Regions from separate parts of the Homo sapiens genome. Here region 2 is linked to region 1. A link is a loop called in an ENCODE intact Hi-C map of the cell type or tissue named here. Cell type or tissue: PC-9. All regions are shown on one strand. Links, peaks and the distances in the headings refer to the core of each region. The heading gives the core; the rest is flanking DNA.

The links. A loop is a pair of places that touch in the nucleus more often than their neighbours do. Peaks named below come from ENCODE experiments on the same cell type or tissue, not always from the same donor. Only the 100,000 strongest peaks of a DNase experiment are listed, where the experiment ranks them.
Region 2: it touches region 1 in a loop (3-fold over the local background); 8 of 110 quality-filtered maps call a loop at or near these places.

The regions. Positions count from the first base shown.
Region 1 is chr10:92,998,969-93,014,898 of GRCh38, reverse strand. It overlaps EXOC6 (exocyst complex component 6), which reads right to left. Exons shown (of 22, transcript NM_019053.6): 20 at 632-705. Among named protein-coding and RNA genes, the nearest start is that of CYP26C1, 54 kb to the left of the region's middle. In PC-9, for the core only: a CTCF peak has its summit at 8,215 (motif pointing left); no DNase peak of the experiment used is centred there.
Region 2 is chr10:93,068,139-93,076,138 of GRCh38, reverse strand. It overlaps CYP26C1 (cytochrome P450 family 26 subfamily C member 1), which reads right to left. Exons shown (of 6, transcript NM_183374.3): 6 at 6,599-7,819. The coding sequence ends at 7,442. CYP26A1 (cytochrome P450 family 26 subfamily A member 1) reads right to left here and starts at 2,246. Exons shown (of 7, transcript NM_000783.4): 1 at 2,016-2,246; 2 at 1,607-1,831; 3 at 1,070-1,360; 4 at 832-990; 5 at 179-313. The coding sequence starts at 2,204. In PC-9, for the core only: no CTCF peak of the experiment used is centred there; a DNase peak (open chromatin) is centred at 4,138; H3K4me3 peaks cover 2,643 bases; H3K27ac peaks cover 561 bases.

The DNA of each region.
Region 1 (15,930 bases), core at 4,260-12,259:
TGGAAAAAGGGAAGAAAATAAATAAAACGACAATAGATATGTCAGAGTAGCAAAATGAATAGAGTTTTTAAATGACCATATTTGTTACTACACTTAGAGTATTGTGGCCAGAAAAGAATTGTGTAAATGTCTCATTACATTTTTAAAACTTATTTTATCCTTCTTTCTGGGATCAACAGAAAATTTATAAAAATAGCATTCTTTACCATTGAAAAAATTTTATGCAAGGGGTTACTTTCTAGGTTGTAATAATTTACATTTAACTTGGGTCCTGACATTAATGTTAATACCACCAATTTTCATATATGACCATGAGATTATTAAGAAATAATTTGAACATCAAGTGTCATTATAGCAAGCTACAAAGTTATGATTTAGTAATGTGCTTAGCAGGTAATGACTATTAAATAAATTGAATATTCACTGATGAGAATGCTCTATGAAGTTGAGGTACTGAATGCATTACAGGTTCAAAGAGATGTGCCAAATACATAGTTACCAAGGAAGGATTTTTCTTAAGATAGGTTGTTTCAAGGCAAACAGGCATTCCTGTAGCATTAATAAAAAAAAAAAGTGAGGGGAGGGCAAGAGTTAGAGGGCAACAAATGGGAAGTACATTATTATATCTTACTTGTCTGAGGTCAATGAATGCTAGCTGCAGGGTATCCCCCTGGAATCCTGGCACAGGCTCAGAGCTGGCAAACACTATTAAAAGAAAGAAAAAAAAAGAATAAAAATGAGATCACAAAATATACAAGAGTTTAACTGATAAATTAATTTCTACTCATTATAAATGCATTATAATATTTACACATAATCATTTCAAATGAAGATTATTTATAAACTTCAATTTCCACTACTGAGAAAGTTCTCCACATCCATTACCTCAAGTGTTTTAATAATTTTAAATTTCTAATCTGCCATTTAATCACTGTAATCCTAATCACAATAAATTTAGGAGGGTTTTCTTACTAAAATTTAACAGTAACGTACTTCAATCAAGTAAAGCTTTCTGACCCTTTTTAGCCTTAGGTGAACGATTGTAGAAGCATTTAAAAATGATACCAATTCCATGGCTGTCAACATATTTTGAAACATTTGCTTTGGTAAAGAATAGGTGCTATTAAAAAATCCCACCTCTAGCTAATAGCAATAAAAGGCAGACACCAAGGTAAGAAGTCAACTTTACATGCAGACAATAAGTAAAATGTTCTAAGTAGAAAAATCAGGATGATGCAGGAATGTCTGTTCATGCCTTTTAATTATTTTTATTTTTATTTTTATTTTTTTTGAGACGGAGTCTCATTCTGTCACCCAGGCTGGAGTGCAGTGGCGCCATCTCGGCTCATTGCAACCTCTGCCTCCCAGGTTCAAGTGATTCTCCTATCTCAGCCTCCCGAGTAGCTGGGACTACAGGCGCATGCCGCCACGGCCGGCTAATTTTTTTTGTATTTTAGTAGAGATGGAGTTTCACCATGTTGCCCAGGCTGGTCTTGAACTCCTGAGCTCAGGCAATCCACCTGCCTCGGCCTCCCAAAGTGCTAGGATTACAGGTGTGAGCCACCACGCTCGGCCAGTGATTTTTTTAGAAAGGATTCATGCCTCAACTAAAAAAAAATCTCAACGAGAATTTTTAAAATTTCCACAGATTCCTTCAATAATTTTTTGTGGTTTAAAATTTTTAATACTACTAACATAGCTTACTTAATTAAACTAAAGACAATTCCAATATTAGTTATTTTAAAAACTTAAAACACTTGGCTCATAAAAAAGACCCTGTCATTTTACATGCAAGCTTCTCTGATAAGAATGCCTGTAATCATTTTCCCACCCCATTAATTTCTAATTTTCTTTTCTTCTTCTTTTTTTTCTTTTTCTCGATCTGTCACCCAGGCTGCAGTGGCATGATTATAACTCACTGCAACCTCGAACTCCTGGGCTCAAGGAATCAGCCTCCCAAGTAGCTGGGACTACAGGCATGCATCTCCACACTTGGCTAATGATTTTTTTGTTTTTTTGGGGGTTTTTTTGGTAGAGATAGGGTATTGCTATGTGGCACAGGCTGGGCTTGAACTCCTGGCCTAAAGCAACACCCCTGTCTTGGCCTCCCAAAGTGCTGGATATTCTGATTTTTTTAGAGAACATTATAGATGTTCCATTTGTGAATTTATCTGAGCTAGAATTTTGGAAGCTATTTAAAATTTCAGCCTATATAGTTCTTGGAATAACAAAAGCAATTCTTAAATTTAGTGTATTCTGTGTGAAATATAGTTTAGAAAGGCTCAAAATCAACAATTAAAAACAATAAATAAATGAAAATTTGCACAGCTTAATTTATCTGGCATCTCTGGGGAATGTTGCTGTTGTATAATTTTTGCTTTAAGCATCAGAATTTTTCTTTAATCTTAGGCATATTTTACAAAATTCTAAAATGTATCGTAATTCTCTGGGTCACCATTAAGAATACATTTTGTTCTATAAAGTAAAATTCCCAGGGGCTGTTATGGAAGTAAGAGCTGTTTTTTTGTTCTATTAAAAAGCTGCGCTATTTGAGTTCTTGTGTCTAGCTTTTCTAATTTTTCTGCCTTCTCCCTGGTAGTTTTAACATGAATTCTTACTCCCTACTCTCTCCCTCATCTGTCTTATTAATTTTATCTTTACTCTTCTTGAGCAGGTAAGCCAGCTAATCAATTACTAGAATTATGTCTAAAGTAAGAGCAAATACAACCTAAGTAAGGGCCTCTCCTACTAGTAAGGTTAATAGGTTTTATACACGTTCCTTTGAGCACATGTACCTTTTGAGAATGAGTAACCTTTTGGTTACTCAGAGATGCACCACTTTTCCCCCTTTGTTCTTGGTTCTCTGCTAGGTTATGGTCATTAGATAAGTGACTAAATTCACCATTCTCAGACCCCTTTTTTCTAGAAAACCAAAATTTAGTGACCAAATCTAGCCACACTTTTCAGTATTTAGTACAATTTATTCATATCACTGTCTTGTTAGACAATAAGTGGTATACTTTCATACAGTGGTATCACCATTACCCTAGACAATAAGTGGTATACTTTCATACAGTGGTATCACCATTACCCCCTACTATGCCCTAGGTAGCTGAGTTGCCTTTCTCTAGTATCATTACGTCTTAACTGAAAATGGCCTAGGTAGCTGAGTTGCCTTTCTCTAGTATCATTACATCTTAACTGAAAAACGATAAGCAAAATTATACCTTTTATATTACATAGTAAAATACATTATTTTATGTTGGCCTTTTATATTATAATCATAAAAGGTGTTTAAATTAAAGGTGTTTTCTAACTTTAAAAAAATACTTTTTTTGGCTGGGCATGGTGGCTCATGCCTATAAATCCTAGTATTTTGGGAAGCCAAGGCTGGAGGATTGCTTGAAGCCAGGAGTTTAAGACCAGCCTGGGCAACATAGCAAGGCCCCATCTCTACAAAAAAAAATTAAAATTAGCCAGGCATGGTGGCATGCACCTGTAGTAGTTCCACCTACTGGGGAGGCTAGGGCAGGAGGATCACTTAAGCCCAGGAGGTTGAGGCTGCACTGAGCCATGATCGTACCACTGCACTCCAGCCTGGGTGACAAAGCAAGATCTTGTCTTAAAAAAAAATACTTAGGACCATCCAGCATTTTATTGGCCTTTTTTTTTTTTTGGTCACAAAAAAAAACCATAAATCCCTAGTGGTTCTCAACCAAGGCTGTAAATGTTACCATAGCTTCTACCATCACCATGGATAGATACACATATACTCATAAATAAAGACTTTCTATGATGCAGGGAGACTCATTTTATCAGGCACAAAAATAAGCTCAATTTCAATTAGACATATAGTTATTATCTACTTAATGCTCAGAATTTTTCTACATTAAAAATAATCTTAAAATAATTTTTCTTCTCCCTAGGTTCCTGTTGAAGATACTATCATTTAACCAAAGAGCTCAATGTCAAAATTAATGATACTATAAATTTATATAGCACTTTATACTTTACTAAGCACTTTCTCACACACCATCTGCTCTGAGCATCACAATAACTTACTTGAGTAAATAGGGCATGCAGATGATGGATCATAAAATCTTGCAACTGAAAGAGACAACCTCTTTGAAACACGTCCAACAGTCCCCTAAAGACTCAGTTTAAAAGTTGCCGAGTCCATTTTTTTTTTTTTTTTTTTAAGAGATGGAGTCTTGCTTTGTCATCCAGGGTGGAGTGCAGTGGCGCAATCTTGGCTCACTACAACCTCCTTCTCCCAGGTTCAAGCGTTTCTCATGCCTCAGCCTCCCAAGTAGCTGGGATTACAGACGTATGCCACCATGCCCGGCTAATTTTTGTATTTTTAGTAGAGAGAGGGTTTCACCATGTTGGCCAGCTGGTCTCAAACTTCTGACCTCCAGTGATCTGCCTCGGTCTCCCAAAGTGCTGTGATTACAGGCGTGAGCCACCACACCCAGCTGAGTCCTTCATTTTACAGGGCAGAAAAATTAAAAGGAAAGTGACTTGCCCGGGATTATATAACTAATTCAGGTTTTCTGGCATTTACTCCATTAATCCAGAATCTGATTAAGTATTCAGTCTCTCATCTTTTATCACATCTCTCATAAGAATCTAATCAATATGGAAGTGAAATTCACTAGATTATAACACTCAGGGCTTTTTCTCAAATTTTTTTAGGGGTAGAAGGCAATTTAGTGATCTGATAATCATCTGGCACAGAGGACATTCGTAATGATATGCTATTGATTCACAGCTTCGTATTTTTCCCTTTATTTCTTTAAAACTCAACTGCAGTCAATCTTGTTGTTTCTACTTCCCAAAATATCTCCTGAGTCTGAATTTGTTTCTACCTTAGTACAAACTATCATCATTTCTTGCTTGGATTACTGAAACACACCCTATCTGATCTCCCTGCTTCTGGTGCAACCTCTCCATCCACTTCTTCCAGTAGGATTTACACAGATGTGACTTGTGCCACCTCACAGTTTAACATCCTTCAATAGTTCCCCATCATCTTCAAATAAAACAAGGCTAAGGTCCTTTGCAATCTAGCCTTTGTCTATCTGCCAGCCTCATCTCATCATTTCCCTAGGGGCACCTTAGTTTCTATACCACACCAAACTACCTGTACTTCCATGCATATACCACTCTCTTTCCATGATGCTTTGATCCCTCTGCCTACAGCATCCTTCCTCTTATTTTCCATCTGGGTAAACTCTTATTTATCCTTCAATCATCGTCTTCCTTGGGAAGACTTCCATTATCCCTGCAGGTTGGCTTATGTCCTTTCTCTGTGTTCTCACTGCAACTTCCTGTGCACAGCCTAACTTCAGCACTCACTTTGCTGCCTTGTAATTGTTTATCTGTCTGGGTCTTCCCACTAAATCATGAACTCCCTGAGAGCAGGGACGGTAACTTCACTTCTACATTCTTATCACCTAGCGCAATGCCTGACTTATAATGAGTATTCAATGAAAGTTTCTTAAATGAATGAAGAAAAACAGAACCATAAATAAATTCTAAGGAATGTCATCCAGTATTGGATAGTGATATATTATGTAGCTTGTTGATTAGATTTAGAATGGTGCTGTCCAAGAGAATGTTCTGCAATAATGAAATGTAATATCCATGCTAAACTTAATTTTTGGTTTTATTTTAGTTAATTTTTTTTGCGACAGGGTCTCACTCTGTTGCCCAGACTGGAGTGCCATCACAGCTCACTGCAGCCTCCCTCAACCTCCTGGGCTCAAGCAATCCTCCCCTCTCAGCCTCCTGAGTAGCTGGGACTACAGGTGCCATCATGTCTGGTTATTTTTTTTATTTTCTGTAGAGACAGGGGGACTATGTTGCCTAGGCCAGTCTCAAACTCCTGGCCTCAAGCAGTCGTCCTGCCCTGGCCTCTCGAAGTGCTGAGATTACAGGTATGAGGCACTGCATCCAGCTTAATTTAAATTTCCTAGCCATATGTATTTATTTAACAGTGCAAATCAAGAACATAACTGTATACACTTAGTGTATTTATATAAAAGTAATTTAGGGTGGGTGAAAATACTCCTAATAGTTTCTTCAATTAAAACTAAATCATGAGCTCTTCCACTAAACAAGAAGCTCCTGGGAAGTAGTTACATACACCATACCTGTCACCTAGGAAACAGTCAATAAATGTGTGTTGAATGAATAAATAGTAATACAAATCATTTCTACTAATATTGTCTATGGTCCCAATAATTCATGGGGTCAATTTTAATCTTTTAAATTTTTAAAGAATTGATGACTAATTTTTGAAATCTCTAGAAGTACTATCGTCAAATTACTTTTTGGCTCATTCAGATTCTCATTTTGTATATAATTTGTCATATTTTGGGGATTCCTAATTCTCCTCCCTTGGACCATCTTTAAAATTTTAAAAACAATAATGCCCACTTCCCCCCCTATTATGGTGTCTTTGTTTTTGTCATTTAGCCATGCCTTTAAGGGTATTTTTAAATAACACACATTGATCCTGGTTTCCCAATAAGATATGTAAAAATCATTTCCAGACTATGAAGTGTTCTTTTTTAAGAGATTCCAAATCTTTGTTTTTTTCTCTTAATGCCTCCAATTTGACTATTTCCTTTTTAATAAACAAAATAACTTCAGGATATTCATTTCCTCTTATTTTCTGCAATAATAAATGATTTCAAATTTTCTTTTCTTTTCTTTTTTTGAGATGGAGTCTCACTCTGTTGCCCAGGCTGGAGTGCAATGGCACAATTTTGGCTCAATGCAACCCCTACCTCCCAGGTTCAAGCGAGATTCTCCTGCCTCAGCCTCCTGAGTAGCTTTGATTACAGGCATGCACCACCAGGCCCTGCTAATTTTGTATTTTTAGAAGAGAAGGGGTTTCACCATGCTGCCCAGGCTAGTCTCAAACTCCTGACCTCAGGTGATCCGCCCACCTTGGCCTCCCAAAGTGCTGAATTACAGGCGTGAGCCACCGCACCCGGCCTGATTCCAAGTTTTCAAATATTCTTAGATTAGAGAAGGAGGTGTCTGATCTTATTGGGAAGGTATATTATAACAATAGAGTAAAACTCTGCTATATCAGCCTAACTTGGAAGAAGACTAGTTTGAATCAATTTAGATGAAAGTGGGAACAAAAAATAATGTATGCGGGGTAAGCTGTGATTATAACAAAACTATCTTCCAAATTGGCAATCGATGAAGTTGGGTTTTTGTTTTGTTTTTGGAGACGGAGTCTCGCTCTGCTGTCCAGCCTGGAGTGCAGTGGTGTGATCTCGGCTCACTGCAACCTCCATCTCCCGGGTTCAAGCAATTCTCCTGCCTCGGCCTCCAGAGTAGCTGGGATTATAGGCATGTGCCACCACACCCAGCTAATTTTTTTGTATTTTTAATAGAGACGGGGTTTCATCATGTTGGCCAGGCTGGTCTTGAACGCCTGACCTCAGGTGATCCACCCACCTCGGCCTCCCAAAGTGCTGGGATTACAGATGTGAGCCATTGCGCCCAGCCGGCAATCTATGAAGTTTTAAGAGAACAAAGAATACCTGTAGGCAAAACATGAGTTATTTGTATATATAAAAAAAAAAAAATTTTTGAGTAGGAAAACAGGCCCTTCCCCTCAGGATCTATGCAAAATGTAAAGGGTTTGTTACGAGGGGGGAAGGAAAATTGCCAAGATGTCAGGCCATAAGTATTTATCTTGACTGGAAAATATAAAACCTACTCTGAAATTAAACTCAGAGGGAATTAAACTCAGAAGTCCTTGAAAAATCTTGTTCTAGGCAGACAGTTATCTTTATCATAAGGCAGAGAATGTAGATTGTTTACAATGTAGATATAGAAAACATCCATACAGGGTAGGAAGAATTGTCAGGGGGTAAAGAGGGTGGGGGAGAAAAAGGGCCCATGGAGTCATAAGAGGGAATACATCAGAAGCTTGACAAAAGACTGAAAGAAAGGGGAGGAGGCTAAGCTAAAGTTTTAAGATCTTGCTTGCAAATGACCACACAGGTGCATATAAAATGGAATAATTCTGTAACTAAATAAATGGCTGAATATGAATGCCAATATTCATTCTATTTGAAGATACTTCTTGTAATTTCATTTCTATCTAGATCTGAATATTAAAGTAGCTAGTAAGAACTCAAGTTTTGTTTAACAAACTTTGTTATTAGACAAACAAAGTATCCCATGTGAACCAGCTGTGTCGTTAGAAGGAATGACTAAGAGCACCATCTAGTGGTTTTTCTGGTGGTGAAGAACTTATGCCTGGGAATCAGGAGAGTTAGGATTCTTGGCTTTTAGATGTATTTTCTGCTGTATGCGGTCAGCAACAGTGGGATGCAAACCTCGAGGACCAACTGTTACTCTACCTTCATCACCTCATTTTTATATAAAGTAGTATCTAGTTTTCTCCATTTCTTGGAATTAAACCTGGGCAAAGTATCCTCCATCAGATAGGTTAGGTATCAAATTCAGGTATCCAAACCAGGAACAAATTCAGGTATCCAAACAGTGTAACAGCATCCAGCTTACTTTTTAAAAAGGCACTGAAATATTCTTCTCTTACCATCCAGATGATTTTGCCTTAATACTTTTATTATGGGGCACAGCCCTTTTTCAAGGCTAGAATTAGAGGTCATAGTCGCTAAAACTCTATAAACAGCATCCTTTTTTTTTTTCTTTTTTGGCTAAGCTTTCTTGTTTTGTTTTGTTTTTGAGACAGGGTCTCACTCTGTCACCCAGGCGGGAGTACAGTGGCATGATCACGGCTCACTGCAGCCTTGACCTTCCAGGCTCAAGCAATTCTCCCACCTCAGCCTCCTGAGTGGCTGGGACTACACATGTGCACCACCACATCTGAGTAATTTTAATTTTTTTTGCAGAGATGAAATCTCCCTATTTTGCCCAGGCTGGTCTCGAACCCCTGGGCTCAAGCGATTCTCCAGTCGTGGCCTCCCAAAGTGCTGGGATTACAGGCATGAGCCATTGTGCCCAGCAGGTTAAGTTTTTATCCAAAAATTAAGAAAGACCAAGGCTTTCACATTAAGAAACTTATCTACTCTCCAATAACTCACCATTGAAATAGGTGCCAGCACTCTTTAATCTGGAGCTATTCTAATGCCTTTTCTAATACCTACAGATTTCAGATGTTAAACCCTTAGGAGCTAATAACCTAACTTAGACATTTGGGCAGAATGAATTTAAAAATGTATTCTAGACCTACTCTGGATACTTCAAATATAGAATAGGTCTTTCTGATTGCCTGATGCTTGGGAAATAGTCTGTATTTTCTTAGTAACAGGAAGAATTTCTGTGACACCTTTGTAAGAACTTGTTTAGAAGACATATTAATCTTTTCTTCTATATGGTTATATCTATAAGGTATCTATATTGGTACCCAATATATAATAAGTATTTAATAAATATAAAACAAAGTACATACACTGATTCAGAACATCATTCTCATACCTTGGCAAATGCTCCTCCAAATAAGAAGACATTTATCTTGAACTTGTATAAAATTTATACTAAGATCAAAGGTTCAATGTAGCTTTCAGAGGGAGCTATTTTTGCAATTTCCAAGTATGTATTCCTGGTTATCTTCCTGACTGTCTCCAAACATGCAGTTATACTAGCATGATGGTTATGGTCAAATTAACCAAAAGTTAACCTCTATATTCATACATAGATCCTACCTAGTATTCTCATACCATATACTTTTACAAAGTTTAACAATTTATAGTCATATTTATTAATGAAGTTATTAATTACTGTTTCCCCACTGGACTTAAACTCCAAGAGGGTAAAGACCTTTTCTGTTTTGCTTACCACTGTATTCCCTCAATGCCATGCACATAATAGATATGAAGACATAATTAATATATGACTTCAAAGCCCCACACTCTTCAATGTCTTAACATTTAACTGCCTTTGAATCTTAGAACCAGGACGTTATCTTGAAACATTTATCAATTCCAAATTCCATGTGTTATGGGAAAAATTTAGGCCTCTTGATGGTTGAAGGGTTTGTCCAAGTCAACTTGCTCAAGTTAGAGGCAAAGCCAGGACTGGAAGCAAGGTCTCAACTTCCTGACATGTACTCAGACCATCTTAAGACTGATCTGAAAGCAATTTAAAAAAGAAAAGTTCTATATAAGTTCATATAATTCTATATTCCTGAACTTAGACATTGTATCCACTTTGACCAAGTATAGGTTAAAAAAGTAGAAAAACAGGAAAAGATCCAAAGAAAATTTACAAAAAGGCATGTGAAAATACCCTACAAGGAAACATTTTAAAAAATAACTACTTAGCTCAGAAAGATAAAGTTAAAAGGTCATTCTTCAGTCATCAAATATGTGAAGAATTTTTATGAAAGAAATAATGATTAGTTTTGTTTAGATCAAGGAGTTAAATGGTCTTGAGTTGAAATACAGCAGTATCAGCTGGGTCTTAACTTTCTGACAACAAAGGTAGAACTCTAGAAGAGACCAGTGTTGGTTACAGAGAGTTCCTGATTTGTTACTTTGTTAATTTAGTCAATAAACAAACATCTGTAGACCTTTTATTATGAGCATAGCACTCTGTAAGATACCTGCAATTTCAAATCTTCTATGTTGAATTTAATTAAACTATCCATCCTGGATGGTTAAATCATATCAAATTGTACCTTTACTCATTCACTCTTTTTATGTATTCCCTCCTCCAAAATGCCTGGAATCCATACTCTCCATTCCCACTGATGAAGGTTAAGCTTTTTTTGTATTTCACATGGAAAAGTTCAACAGCCTTTTAACAGGTCTTCCTGCTTTCAGTCTCTGCCTCATTCCAGTACAAATTTCTAAATGACACTAGAGTTAACATTCTATGACACAGATTTAATCATGTCATGGTCCTAATTAAAAAGCTCCATTTTGTAGTCCATCCACATATGATTATTTGAAGATTCCCTAAACATTGTCTTATCACAGTGCTTTTGTCTGTCTCATTCCCTCTGTTCAGAATGCCCTTCCCTGCTTTTGGTGAAATCTTATCCATCTCAATTTTTACTTTTTACCCAGCTCAAATTTTACTTCGGTCATAGTCAATCTTCTCAATCCCACAGCATACAGAATTAATTGCCCCCTCTCTACACATAATACATATTCTATAAACAATTAATTATGCTCTATTACAGTTATGTACCTGTCTCGTACCCAGCCAGACTATGAAATCTTTGAAGTTTATCTTTGATTTCCCAGTATATAACAAACATATAATAGGTTCTCGTTAAACATTTGCACAAATGAATCTTCCTATAAAGAAGTTGACTTAACATGGGAAAAAGTTCTGTTTCATAATTACAGACTGAAATTTTAGCTCAAGCTAATTTAACTCACAGGTACGTGTGTCACCCGTCACAAGGAATACCAAAAAAAAGAGCACCAACACATTGTTTCAAAAAACAAATGAGCACATAGATGGGTCAATGCTAATTCTTCTTCATCATCAGAAAAATAAAACGAACAAAAACAAAAAGTACATGGCTGAATGATGGTATAGAATAATTTGTCAGTAACTGAATTATTTCCACCTTTCCACCTCCCCCACTACATCTAGATGTGCTATTTGTTTCTACCTGCAGATTGACATTTTGAGGCTGAGGAAATACATGTATGATGTTTTTCACAGAGTAACAAGAATGGGAAAATAAACATTTGGATTCTGATTAAACCAAATAAAAGGAAAATCTAGCACAGAATAAAGGCCATTGTTGGTGCTTATATTTCAATCTTGTAAATGAAACTCACTTCTTATTGCTTAAATTTTATGATTTAAGCATCTTTTCTGAGTTGCCCAGCATTTCTTTGGTGGCTCATGATTTCCAATCTGAGTTCCTGATCCTTGCTACTGGACTTCCTTGGACTATGGCTCTCTTGCTAGCATATCACAGACTAGCAGGATTTTATGTTAATCCTGAGAACCAATCACAGGCTATTAAGTAAAGATTTCTGAGAGTCTTCAAGAGAAAGTGATCACTATGAGTCAATACGGATTTATGACGAATCCGAGTAATGTCATTTTCTTATTTGAAAGGGTAATTAGACTGGTAGATAAGGAAAATTCAATTGCTGTTATTAACTCTTCATGCTAGCAAGGCTTCTGACAGAAGCTGCTCATAACATGGAGCAAGATGCCAAACTGTGAGTTAGATTCAATCAGAGGATTAGCAACTGGCTGAGAAATCTTAAGGTACCCATAAGGTTCTGAATAATTGACCTAAATAGATACAAAGGAGAGGTCCATGTAATACAGCGGTTCTCAAACTTTATCATGCAACAGAATCAACTGGAGGGTCTATTCAAGCAAATTGCTGGGCCTCATCCCCAGAGTTCCCAATTCAGCAGGTGGGGCCCAAGATTTGCATTTCTAACAAGCTCCCACATGATGCTATTGCTGCTCATTTGGGGACCACATTTTGATGATGTACTGTATCTCAGGATATTGATGTTCTGTATCTAAGGATATGAATAACAGGTTTTGTTCAATATTTTGCTAATGACTTTGTTAAATATGTAGAAAGAATGATTACAAATCCACAGATATTAACTTTTGATATAAAAAGATCTCAACAGGCTAGCTATGGAACACATCTCAAAATTTATTAGGGATAACCTTAAAATCCTAAAATAAAAACCAACCACATATATATATAGGATAAGAAAAATAGAGCTTAGCAATCACCAAAAAAGGGGGGGAGGAATACACAGAGATAATAGAATCCTGTAGCTTCAATGATTTGGAAGTATATTCTAGCTACTGAAAAAGGTTTAACAGTTTTGGCTTTATTAATCAATTATAGAATATGAAACAATGTATTTGATAGCAAAGCTACATAATTATACTTGTTCTGTACACCTGAGTATCTCTATATTTAATCTGGGGCATCAGATATGAAAGAGAAGATAGTTAAACCAGTTTGTTCAGAGAAGATTTTTGGATCTAAAACTATATCACATAAGAAGAATAAGAATAAGGAATTATTGATGTCTGGCCTTCAGAAGATTTAGAGACATGTAAGAGCTGTTTTCATGTAACTGGCTTGTGGATAAGGATTTGTTTTTTCCTGTGTGACCCTAAGCCAAACTTCAGATATAGTTGTCAGGCTGCTTGCTATACACAGGTGCCCAACTGAGGAGAAAAATGGGAAGGAGAGAGCTAAATCCAGCTAATGTTTTATTTGATAAGCTATGTGCCTTCGTAGGGGCCAAGTCCAGATGGGAAAATAGTAACTTTCTCTAATTCCGATAAAGGGGGCAGGCAGCTCTAGAGGGTTTTTTCCTTTTACTGAGAACACCTTTTCTAATTTGCACAAAAACACAATATAGACTGGTGGTGACTCTAACCCTAAGGTAGAACTAGGTCTATTAAGAGAAATTTAGAGAGAAAGTGGTTTCAGTTCAGTGTGAGAGATTGATAGAGTGATGTATTGTATCGAAATGTATTTTCTGAAGAGTAATCTCCCAAATTGGATGTTCAAGGAATGGCTGGACAATTACTTGGCAGGTTTATTATAGAAAGGATTTCAAGATGGAGGAGTGTGTGAGCATATCTATGTTATTAACAGGTGTGTGAAGAAACTCAATGATCTTTTAGCTTCTAGGATTCCCCATCTGAACTACCTGCCTTTCCTCTTCTTCATATTCCAGTTGATTTCCATGGTATCCTGACCTTTTCTCTTCACAGACTTACCAGGCACTCTAGCCTTTCTACTACCTAGCCAGATTTTTCTTCTTGCCTCCCTTTCTTCTCCTTTCCCTGCTCTAATATGCAGAAAGCATACATACTGCATTAAAATTGAGAATAAGCTTTGTATATTTAAAGAACTACTTTCCTCCAGATTTAAACAGAAATACTTAACATGAAAACTTATTTTTAAAATTCTTTTAACATATTTATTAGAGAAAGCTAAGTTTCATTTTTTAAACGATTTATATATCAATCACTGAAAGTCAGAAGTTGAGGGGTGGATGGTTTTTTTGCACCAGAAAGACTTCTTTATCCATGCTATATTACTTAAGTAAAAAGATGTCTTTTGGAAAAGAGAACACCAGAGATAGTGAAATAAACACAAAAATTTTTAATCAATTTTTTTTGTCCCATCAGTAGTAAATGCATGTTACTGTATTCAGAAGTAATGATTAAGGTAATACAGAAGTATTAAGAAGTAGAGCCAACCATAGGCAAAATCTTAAAGGAATCCGAGTTGTCTTCCGTGGTTTGTCTTTGGAGTCCTGGTCTCTCCCTTTTCATATCTACAGTGCCAGGACCTTAACCCCCATCAGGCTAGGGTTTACCCCTCTTGCAAATGGCCCCAGGCTTTTTTGAGTTATAGCTCATACTCAGGACCTTTCTTGGTCTTTTCCAAGAGACTAGCTCTTAAAGAAAACATCAGAGTTTTAAAAGGAGCCTCTAGTAACTCTGCCCAAAGGAGTATCTGAAAGTGGAAACTATCCTATGGCAGGATAGTGAGGCAAAGATTCCAGGGTGTTTGGGCCTTTCTCCAAATGTCAATAGGCTAGAGAGGTAAGAGAATAGGGAGAAGATTTAGACAACTGAACTTGTCTAATCAAACAGTAATTTCCATCTTTGAGCAATAAATTTAATTTAGAAGACACATCAAATGCCAAAAAGGTAGTTTAATCGTTTAGTTATTTTGAAGCCATACTAAAGATGTAATACAGTAATCCCCTCTTACCCATGGGGGATATGTTCCAAGTCCCCCAATGGATGCCTGAAACTGCAGATAGTAATGAACGTTATATTAATTATGTTTTTTCACATACATACATATATACCTATGATAAAGCTTAACTTAAAAATTAGGCACAGGGCTAGGCACGGTGGTTCATGCCTGTAATCCCAGCACTTTGGGAGGCCGAGGCAGGTGGATCACCTGAGGTTAGGAGTTTGAGACCAGCCTGGCCAATATGTTGAAACCCCGTCTCTATTAAAAATACAAAAAATTAGCCGGGCCTGGTGGCAGGCACCTATAGTCTCAGCTACTCAGGAGGCTGAGGCGGGAGAATTGCTGGAACCCAGGAGGCAGAGGTGCAGTGAGCCAAGATTGTGCCACTGCACTCCAGCCTGGGAGACACAGCGAGACCCTGCCTCAAAAAAAAAAAAAATTAGGCACAATAAGAGATTAACAACAAAAATAATAAAATAGAGGACATACGACAATATACTGTAATGAAAGTTATGTAAATGTGGTTATCTTTCTCTCTTACACACAAAATGTCTTAATGTACTATACAGCAGGTAACAAAAACTGCAGAAAGCAAAACTGTGGATAAGAGGGACTACTGTAACACGAAAATGTCTTGAGCAATGCTTATATAAGATATTTATACAGACAATGTCATACTGGAATGATCTCATAAGACAACTTTTAAAGAAACTTAAGAAACCAGTTTCAAAGTATTTGTGGAATGGGAATAAAAATTACTTTCAGCTTAAAAGCTTATAAAAATGGCCAGGCACAGTAGCTCACGCCTCTAATTCCAGCATTTTGGGATGCCAAGGCAGGAGGATGACTTGAGGCCAGGAGTTTGAGACCAGTCTGGGCAACACAGCAACACCTCATCTGTAATTTAAAAAAAAAAAAAAAAACTTGTAAAAAAAAAAAAAAAGTGTTTCTTAGGGATATTGTTGTAAATACAAAATAGGCCAAGGGTAGCTCATGCCTATAATCCCAGCACTTTGGGAGGCTGAGGTGGGCAGATCACTTGAGGCCAGGAGTTTGCGACCAGCCTGACCAATGTGGCAAAAGCCCGTCTCTACTAAAAATACAAAAATTAGCTGAGTGTGTTGGCACACACCTGTAGTTCCAGCTACTTGGGAGGCTGAGGCACAAGAATCGCTTGA
Region 2 (8,000 bases), core at 1-8,000, 65 kb before region 1:
CTCAAGACTCCATCCTGTTTATTCACAAAGCTAATTCTGCCCACTGGCCCACGCAGCCCTGGGCCCTGCACTTTCAAAATACTCCATGAAGGCAGCACACTGACTTATTCGGAAGTTGGCTAGGGAGCAGCTGAATTTCCTAAGCTAATAAGGACACCCCCAGACCCAGTCTCCCTACCTTACTCTTCAGCTCTTCTCGCACTTTCTGGAGAACATGTGGGTAGAGCCCCAGGTAAGTGATCAGAGATGTGGCTGCACTGGCCGTGGTTTCGTGTCCTCCAAAGAGGAGTTCGGTTGAAGATTGCTTTAGTGCCTAAGAATAGAGTGAGACCCACATTCTCACAAGTCTGCCTGCGGTTTGACAGAAGGATTACTCAGAATCGAACTGAGAGTTCTGGAGGGAAGACTAGAAGGGCTAAATGTTTTGCTGACAGAAAGTCAAGGAAAGCAATATCTTTAAACAAAATGCAACGTCCCTTTAGTTCAGCTGGAGCAGTAAGGCGAGTACGACCCCGCTCTACCGGAAACTCCTGAGTTAAAGTCTTAGTTTTATTAAAATCGCAAGGTTCTTTATTAACATTTTTGCAAATTCCAACTTTCCCTTTGAAACCTGGAAAGGCTAGGGGATGCTCCCAGTTCCGCCGCAGCCCCTTCCGCAGCTCTCCTGACCGGGTGTCTCAGCCTTCCTTCGGGATTCCATAGCTGTAGTCTGAGCCGGCCGCCCACTCCAGAAAGCTGGGCCCCAGGCGCGCGCTTTGGGGGCCCCAGGAACAGCGCTTGGAAAGCCAGGGGACCAAACTCCGCAGTGCCTGGTCTGAAGCTGCTACTCACCTGCATGTCCAGCCGCTCTCCCCTCTCCCACGAGTGCTCGATCAACAGCTGCAGCGCGTCTTTGCAGCCCTGGCCCGCCTCGGATGCCCGCAGCCCGCAGATCTTGGCGCGAATGTTCTGCTCGATGCGCGCGTGAATGAGGTTCCGCGCCTTCATGCCCTGAGCGCAGAGAGCGCGCGGCGGTGAGCAGACGCCCAGGTCCCGCGCCCCTAGTCCGCAGCCCGTTTGCCGCCCTTACCCGGTACAGCCCGCTGAAGGGCACGTCGATGGGCAGCGAGAAGAGATTGCGGGTCATTTCCTCGAAGGCCTCCACAAGCTGCTGCTCGGAGTCCCCGTCGCCCGCCAGTTGGGGTTCGCAGCCCAGTAGGATGCGCATGGCGATTCGGAACATGAGGCGCTTCACCTCGGGGTAGACCAGGAGGCCGCGCTCGCCGCAGCTCAGCCACTGCTCCAGGCTGCTGCCCACTTCCTCGGTGATCACCGGCACGTAGCATTCGAGTGCCTCGCGGCTGAAGGCCCGCATAATCACCTGAGTCCCGAGGAGGGGACAGCGTTAAAAGCCTCCATCCGCCCCTCTCGTCTACCGCCGTCCCCTTCCAGACACCCCCAGTCCTGCCAGACACATGGCACTCTCCGAGCTGGGAAAGCTAACCTGGAGCTGGCAGAGGGTCCTAGCCCACCTCAAGCTGCTAGCCCGCGCCTAGCATCCATCAGCCGGAATTCCGCTCATAAATGGGGTCCCCCTCCCTGTCCAGCCGTCGCCTCCTGCCCCCACCTTCTTGCGCTGCTTGTGCGAGGAGTCGTGCAGGTTAGAGAGGCAGCCAGATCCCAGAATGGTGCGCACCGACGCTGGCCAGTGGACCGACACCAGCCGGTGCTCTCCGAGCAAGATGCGCCGCACATTGTCCGCGCCCATCACCCGTACGGTGGGCCGCCCGAACAGATGCGTCTTGTAGATGAAGCCGTATTTCCTGCGCTTCATCTGCAGGAACTTCCTCCGCTGTGGGAGGAAGGCGGAGGAGAGAAGTGGGCATGAGGGGGCGCCGGGGAGCGCCGCGCTCCCGCCAGCCCTGCTCCTAGCCGCAATAGCATGCCTCCCGGGGGCGCCTACCCCGACTTCAGCAGAAGCCCAGAGCCGCGCCGGGCTCCGGGGAAGCAGCCTGTCCCGCCCCACCCTCCCTTACCTGCAGTACCATCTGCAAGGTTTCCCCAAAGAAGGGGAAGCCCATAGTCCCGGGGGGCAATGGGAGGGCACAACTGCGGTCGCGGCCGCTCACGCAGTACAGGTCCCAGAGCTTGATCGCAGCCAGGAAGAGCAGCAGCGGCAGCACGAAGGTGCAGAGCGCACTGGCCAGCAGCGCCGGGAGCCCCATGGCGCGCCGCGACCTCCCGCGCCACCTGCCGCCGCCGCCAGCGCTTCAAACCCCACGGCGCTGCCGCTTTATAGGCGGCCCAGGTTGCTGCCCACGTTACCTTGGTCAGACAATTAGTTCACCCAAAGTTCATCTTTAATTGCGGATTGGGCCCCTGGCTCCTCCCCCCGCGAGGCGCTGCCCAAAATCTTTAACCGTTTGTTCCGCGCCGAGGCAGAGGCGGCGCGGTGGCGGCTTCCCTCCGAGCGCGCCTCCTGGGGTGCGGGGCTAGGAGCTGCCCGCCTCCCCCATCCAAGGTGTGCTGAGCTCCGAGGCGGCGGTGGGGGAGGGCCAGGACTCCGAGGAGCCGGAATTCCAAGCTCTAGCCTTCCCGGCGGTCTCTTTGGAATCCCTCCCGCCCGGTCCCACCCGCTGCCCCGGCCCAAAGCAGCCTTCACTGGCTTTCCATTTCCAGGTGCCGGGTGGGCTCTCTTCCACGTGATGAGGAAGCAAGGGAAAGTCCTTTCAGGAATCGTCCAGCTGCCTCCTCCCACGTGTGGGGAAACTGAGGTCCAAGAGAGATGCATAAAGCAGGCCTCCAGACGTCTCCGAAGGATCGCGCAGAAGAACTCAGGGCCAGAGTCCAAGAGAGAGCCTCGGGGCATCGGGCGCAATAGGCAGATCTGGGATCCCCAGCTCCCCAACCCCTGCAAGGGGGCCAGGACTCATGAAGTCTTAGAAGGTCCTACTTCAGGATACAAGAAGGCCTCCAGGTCCCTCAGGTCCCCAGGTGCTACCCTGCACAAGCCTGATCCCCGACCCTGGGGCACTTCGTCTGGGGCTCGGCAGTCGGTGCCCGTCTCTGAGATCCAAGCACAGCTCGCCTATTCGGAGGGCCCTGCTGCTTGGCGCCCCAGCTGGACAGCAGGGAAGGGGGTCCTTAGCCCTGGCAGGATAAAGAGACGGTATAAGAGGAAGGGGAGCCCAGGAGTCCTGGCTCCGAGGCCCGGCTCCATCTGTACTGCGTGTGACCTTGGGCAAGTCACCACACATCACTGTGCCTGTTTCCTCCTCCTTAACCGGGAGGCGATCATTCCCGACCTGTCTAAGCCTCAGGGTAGTGAGTTCCCAAAAGGGGGCTCCGGTTGCAACTACTCTTCCCAGCTCCAGGCACGGTAGACTGCGTTACCTGGGTGTCCGGTACACCGGGCACTGGAGTCCTCCTCCTCTCTCCCAAGTCCCACCCAGAGTAAAGCCACTGTCCTCATCCAGGTGAGGGGGTGCTCGGCCCTAAACTCAGGGCTCTACCGACCCCTAATGGGAGGGGTGAAGGGATCCGTACTGGGAAGTCTTCTGTACTTTGCCCATCTACAATCAGCTGCTACTGAGCTGCCAATGCCCGGAGCTCAGACGCTGCGGGACGCGCACCTGCTCTCTCTGCTCTCCACCTGCCGGAGCTTCCCGGCTCGGGACCAGTCAGGGTCACACGCTACCTGGGTTTGGGCGCTGAACGCACCTGCGGCGCCGAAAATGAAACAGAATGACCTGCATTTGTTTAAAACTGAACACTGTCTCTGGCAGAAGCACGCCGCACGCCTTGGAAGGCGTCCCTTGGAGGTGGAAAACTCTGCTCCTGAGAGTTTAAATGCGTTGCCCTTCTCGCGGTAGTCCCCAAACCCGGAGGTATCAGGAAATATCTGCAGAGGTCGGAGGGACCCGCACAATCCTAGCGACTCTCCAAGCCAGAGTCGCCGCCACAGGGAGTGTTTCGGGGGGTCAGCGTTTCCCCATAACCTGCCCAGTGTTTCAGAGGCTCTGGGCAGGGTTTCAGTCTCCGGCAAACGATTTGGTGGCTGTAAACACGGCGAACCAACCTCTGGCCACTGCAGGAAGCCAGGCCAATCGCGCTGGAGGTAATTCTCAGAAATCCCGGGTCCGCCCCTTTCTGGACAGCGCCTCCGGCCGGTGTGCAAAGCCGACGAATGGGGACGTGACCTGGGGCCCATTCCCAATCCTCGGGCCTGACCCGCCTGTGACCCCTGCAGGCCGGACCGTGACATCCGAGTGAACTCTGCGGGGCCACCTCGCCAAGTTCAGCTCAAGCCGGGTCACAAGATGAGCGGGGCCTGCACGCTGGAAATTGCCGCAGGGAAAAAAACGTTTTAATCTATCTGTACATCGAGGCCGGCGGGGGCGTCCGGCAGGAAAGGATTAAATGTGAGAGTGAACGATCATTAAAGAACATCTTGTAGGGGGGCAGGGCGGGGGGTGGGGGGTCAATAAATTACCAGGCCAATAGGAACTTTGATCTAGGAATCTCGCCAAGCTTTCGTGGGTGGTGGTGGGCGGGGAGGGGGGTGGGTTCACTGAAAAACAACTCGTTTCCAAGATGTTTACAAAACAGCCTCCCTATTGCTAAGAGGCGGGGATGGGGAGTCGGGTTTTTTGTTTTTTTGTTTTTTTGTTTTTTTTGCTGGTGGGGTGGGGTGAGGGTACAGGGACTAGACTGGAGTCACAGCAAAGGAGTCCACCTCCGCTTTTCTCCTTTCAGCCCCCGGTCTCATTTCTGAACGTGCGTTCCTGTCTCACAGTTCTATACCTGCTGTTCCCTCTGCATGTGGCACCCCTCCCCCAGGCCACCGCTGGCTGGTTCCTTCCAAAGTCAAATGTCACCTCCTCCAAGGTTCCCCCCACCCATCCAGCCTAATTTAGCCCCAGACACTATCACAGGCCTGTTTTATTTCCATGACGGCGATTATCACCACTGGACATATTCTTACCCTTTTGTTTGCTAGTTTATTTCTTGTCTGCCTCCCTCCAGAGCATATCAAGTGCAGGAGGGAAGGAACCTCCTCTGCTCCTTCCCCAGAGAATCTGCAGCTACTAAAACAGGAGCTAAGATATCCCTCAAAATTACTGAGCATGATGTATCCATGGAAAATTAAAACTGGAGCCATCCCTACAGAGGCTTATAGTTAGTCCAGACCCCAATGCAGGTCAACCAGGTCTTCTTGGAACCAGCTCAACTAGCCTTGCTTCTGAGGGTCCCCACCCCATTCTTCTCTCCTCTCTCTAAATCACAATCAACCCTGAAGCCTGCATCCTTCTCCTCGCCCAAACCCACGCTTCTCAGGCCAGGCTGTCCTCTGCATTTGCAAGAGCACTCTTAGGGCGGGCCCACGTCCTGCCACCTTTGCTGCCCCTGGTGTCTCCCAAGCTCAGGGCCTGGCACCAGGCCCTTGGCTGACAATGGGTGATGAATTGCCCTGTGTGGGGGTTATGGCAGTGTCAGCCCAGGTTGGAAGGGCTTGCTGTACTGTGGAGCTACCAACCCTGTAAGTGCCTGCTGTGTCCCCCTTCCTTCTGGCCCTGGGATCCACCTTAAGCATGAGGTCAGGAGGGCACTGGCTTTCTTCTGGTTCACTAAGGGGTCAGCTCAGGCCTAGGCAGCTACTTCCCTGGCTCACCCCTTATGTCCAGCTGCCCCGGTCTGTTGGAAGCTGGGTGGCAGATTGAAGTGGGCTGTTGGGAATGATGACATGGAGGCTTTTGGCTTTGATTTAAACACTGGTTGGAACCTCTGTACCGGAATGGTTGAGAGAGTCCTCAAGTCTAGCTAGGGCTTATCATGAAAAGGAGGCCAAAGTGTTCAGCCCTACCTGATGGCCACAGGAACAGAGGTTGGGGCAGAAGAGTGAAGGGATGGGGGTGGAGGAGAGCACTGGCTGGGGAGTCCAGGAGCCTATTGCTGGGCTTCTCAGGTGAGTCATTCACCTAGATTGCTCCTCAATTTCTTCTCTGTGATAGAGAGGATGGTGAAGCCGTAAAACCAGAAGGCCCTGAAATGGCAGGGAGGGGTGAGGGCGCAGGGACTAGACTGGAGTCACTGGAAAGGAGTGACTCCAGGGTGTGGTGGGTCACACCTCTAACCCCAGCACTTTGGGAAGCCAAGGCAGATGGTTCGCTTAAGCCCAAGAGTTTGAGACCAGCCTGGGTGACATGGTGAAACCCCCCGTCTCTATTAAAAATAGAAAAAAAAATAGCTAGGCGTTGTGGCACGTGCCTGTAGTCCCAGCTACTTGGGAGGCTGAGATGGGAGGATGGCTTGAGCACGAGAGGCAGAGGTGGCAGTGAGCTGGTTGTGCCACTACACTCCAGCCTGGGCCACAGAGGAAGACCCTGTCTCAAAAAAATAAAAATAAAAATAAGGTCCCTGAAACCTGGAGACAATTCACAGCCCAGCTTCTGGGGTTATACTCAGAGAGAAGTCTGGGCAGCCCAGGCCCTAGGCTGCCCAGCTCCCAGCTCCTCTCTGGGTGTACTGTGGGGTGGGTCCTTCCCTGGCCTCCCCAACCCTGCACCCCAGTGCCTTCCCCCCAGGGAGCAGCTGCCCAGATAAACCCTAGCCTCCTCACTCAACCGCTCCCAAGACACTTTATTTCTTGGCCTTCCTATTTTTGGTACAAATATCTCAAACCTCTCTAATTATGTCTCAACCTCCCATGAAAATAATCCAGCGTTGGAGACGTGTTGGTGTGCCTATTCTCCTCTGTATACATGACAAGAGTAAATGCCTTCTTAAGGTAGGAATTTTTCCTTTTAAGAAGTGGCCAGCAGAATCCGGTGACCTTGAGCCCTTTCGAGCCTGGAAGTGCCCACAGTTGCTAGTTTCCGCCGAGACCGGCAGAGTGGCCAAGGCGCACGAAGCCAGACGCCAGCTGCCAGAGGGCCTTCCGTCAGGCATCCTCTGCGTGTTTTTTCTATGGCCCAAAGCCAGGCCAGGGTTGCGCCCACGGCGTGCCCGCTTCCTTACAAGGGTTGCAGGTCCCACCGCGTGCGTCGGGTCTCTGCAATGTCCCCGAGTTGCAATATTCCCACTCCCCTGCCACCCCTACCTCGCCTTCCCCCATCCATGCACCCTCCCTGGATTGGCTCGGGAAGGGGAAGCCAAGCAGCACCTCGTGGGGATCTATCTATTCCCTCCATTCCTGCTTGGCCCACGACATTTTCCTTCCTCTGGGCGCGGAGCGCAGAAGGCATCTTCCCATGGGCTTAGATGCTTCTCTGGCGCGGCAGCGGTGGCTCGCCCTCCTCCTTCCTCGAGTCCGGCACACATCCGCGTTTGGCGAACATTTGTTGAAAGATTGTTGAACGAGTGAAAGAGTGGGCGCGCGACGCTACAATGGGGAGCGGCAGATGGGTGGCGCTGCGTGCGCGCCATAGCCACCGGCCAAGCCGTGTCCTAGAGCGCAAGCATGTCAGAGGCATAGCCCATTCCCCGCAACCGAAGGCGTGAGGGGGTGGAAAAAGAGCCGCAGCCCGTCCACTGGGTGCACGATGGGCACCGTCTGCATGGCGGGGAAGGCGGGTGTGGCCAGTTCCCAGCGCGCGGTGCGCACTAGCTCCACAGCTAGCAGCTGGAGCACGGCTTGCGCCAGCTCCTGGCCGAGGCAGCTGCGCGCACCGCCGCCGAACGGGATGTAATGGAAGCGGCTGGAGGCGCCCCGGGAATCTTCGCGCGCTGCGCCGAAGCGCTCTGGATCGAAGCCTTCGGGAGGGCTGCGGTACACCGCAGCCGTCTCGTGCGTGTCCCGGATGCTATACATCACGCTCCAGCCCTTGGGGATCTGGTAGCCCTGCAGAGAGGCGAGGAGATCAGCCTGACCACGAGGCACCTGGAAACGGGGGGGCCCTGAACTGACCCTCCACCCTGGTGCTTCCATCAGGCTTCCGAAAACCAGGAGGAATCCGCGATTAACCCGGAAACCAGGAGAAAGCTCTGTGTTCCAATCTCAACTCCTTCACTGGTGAAATGTA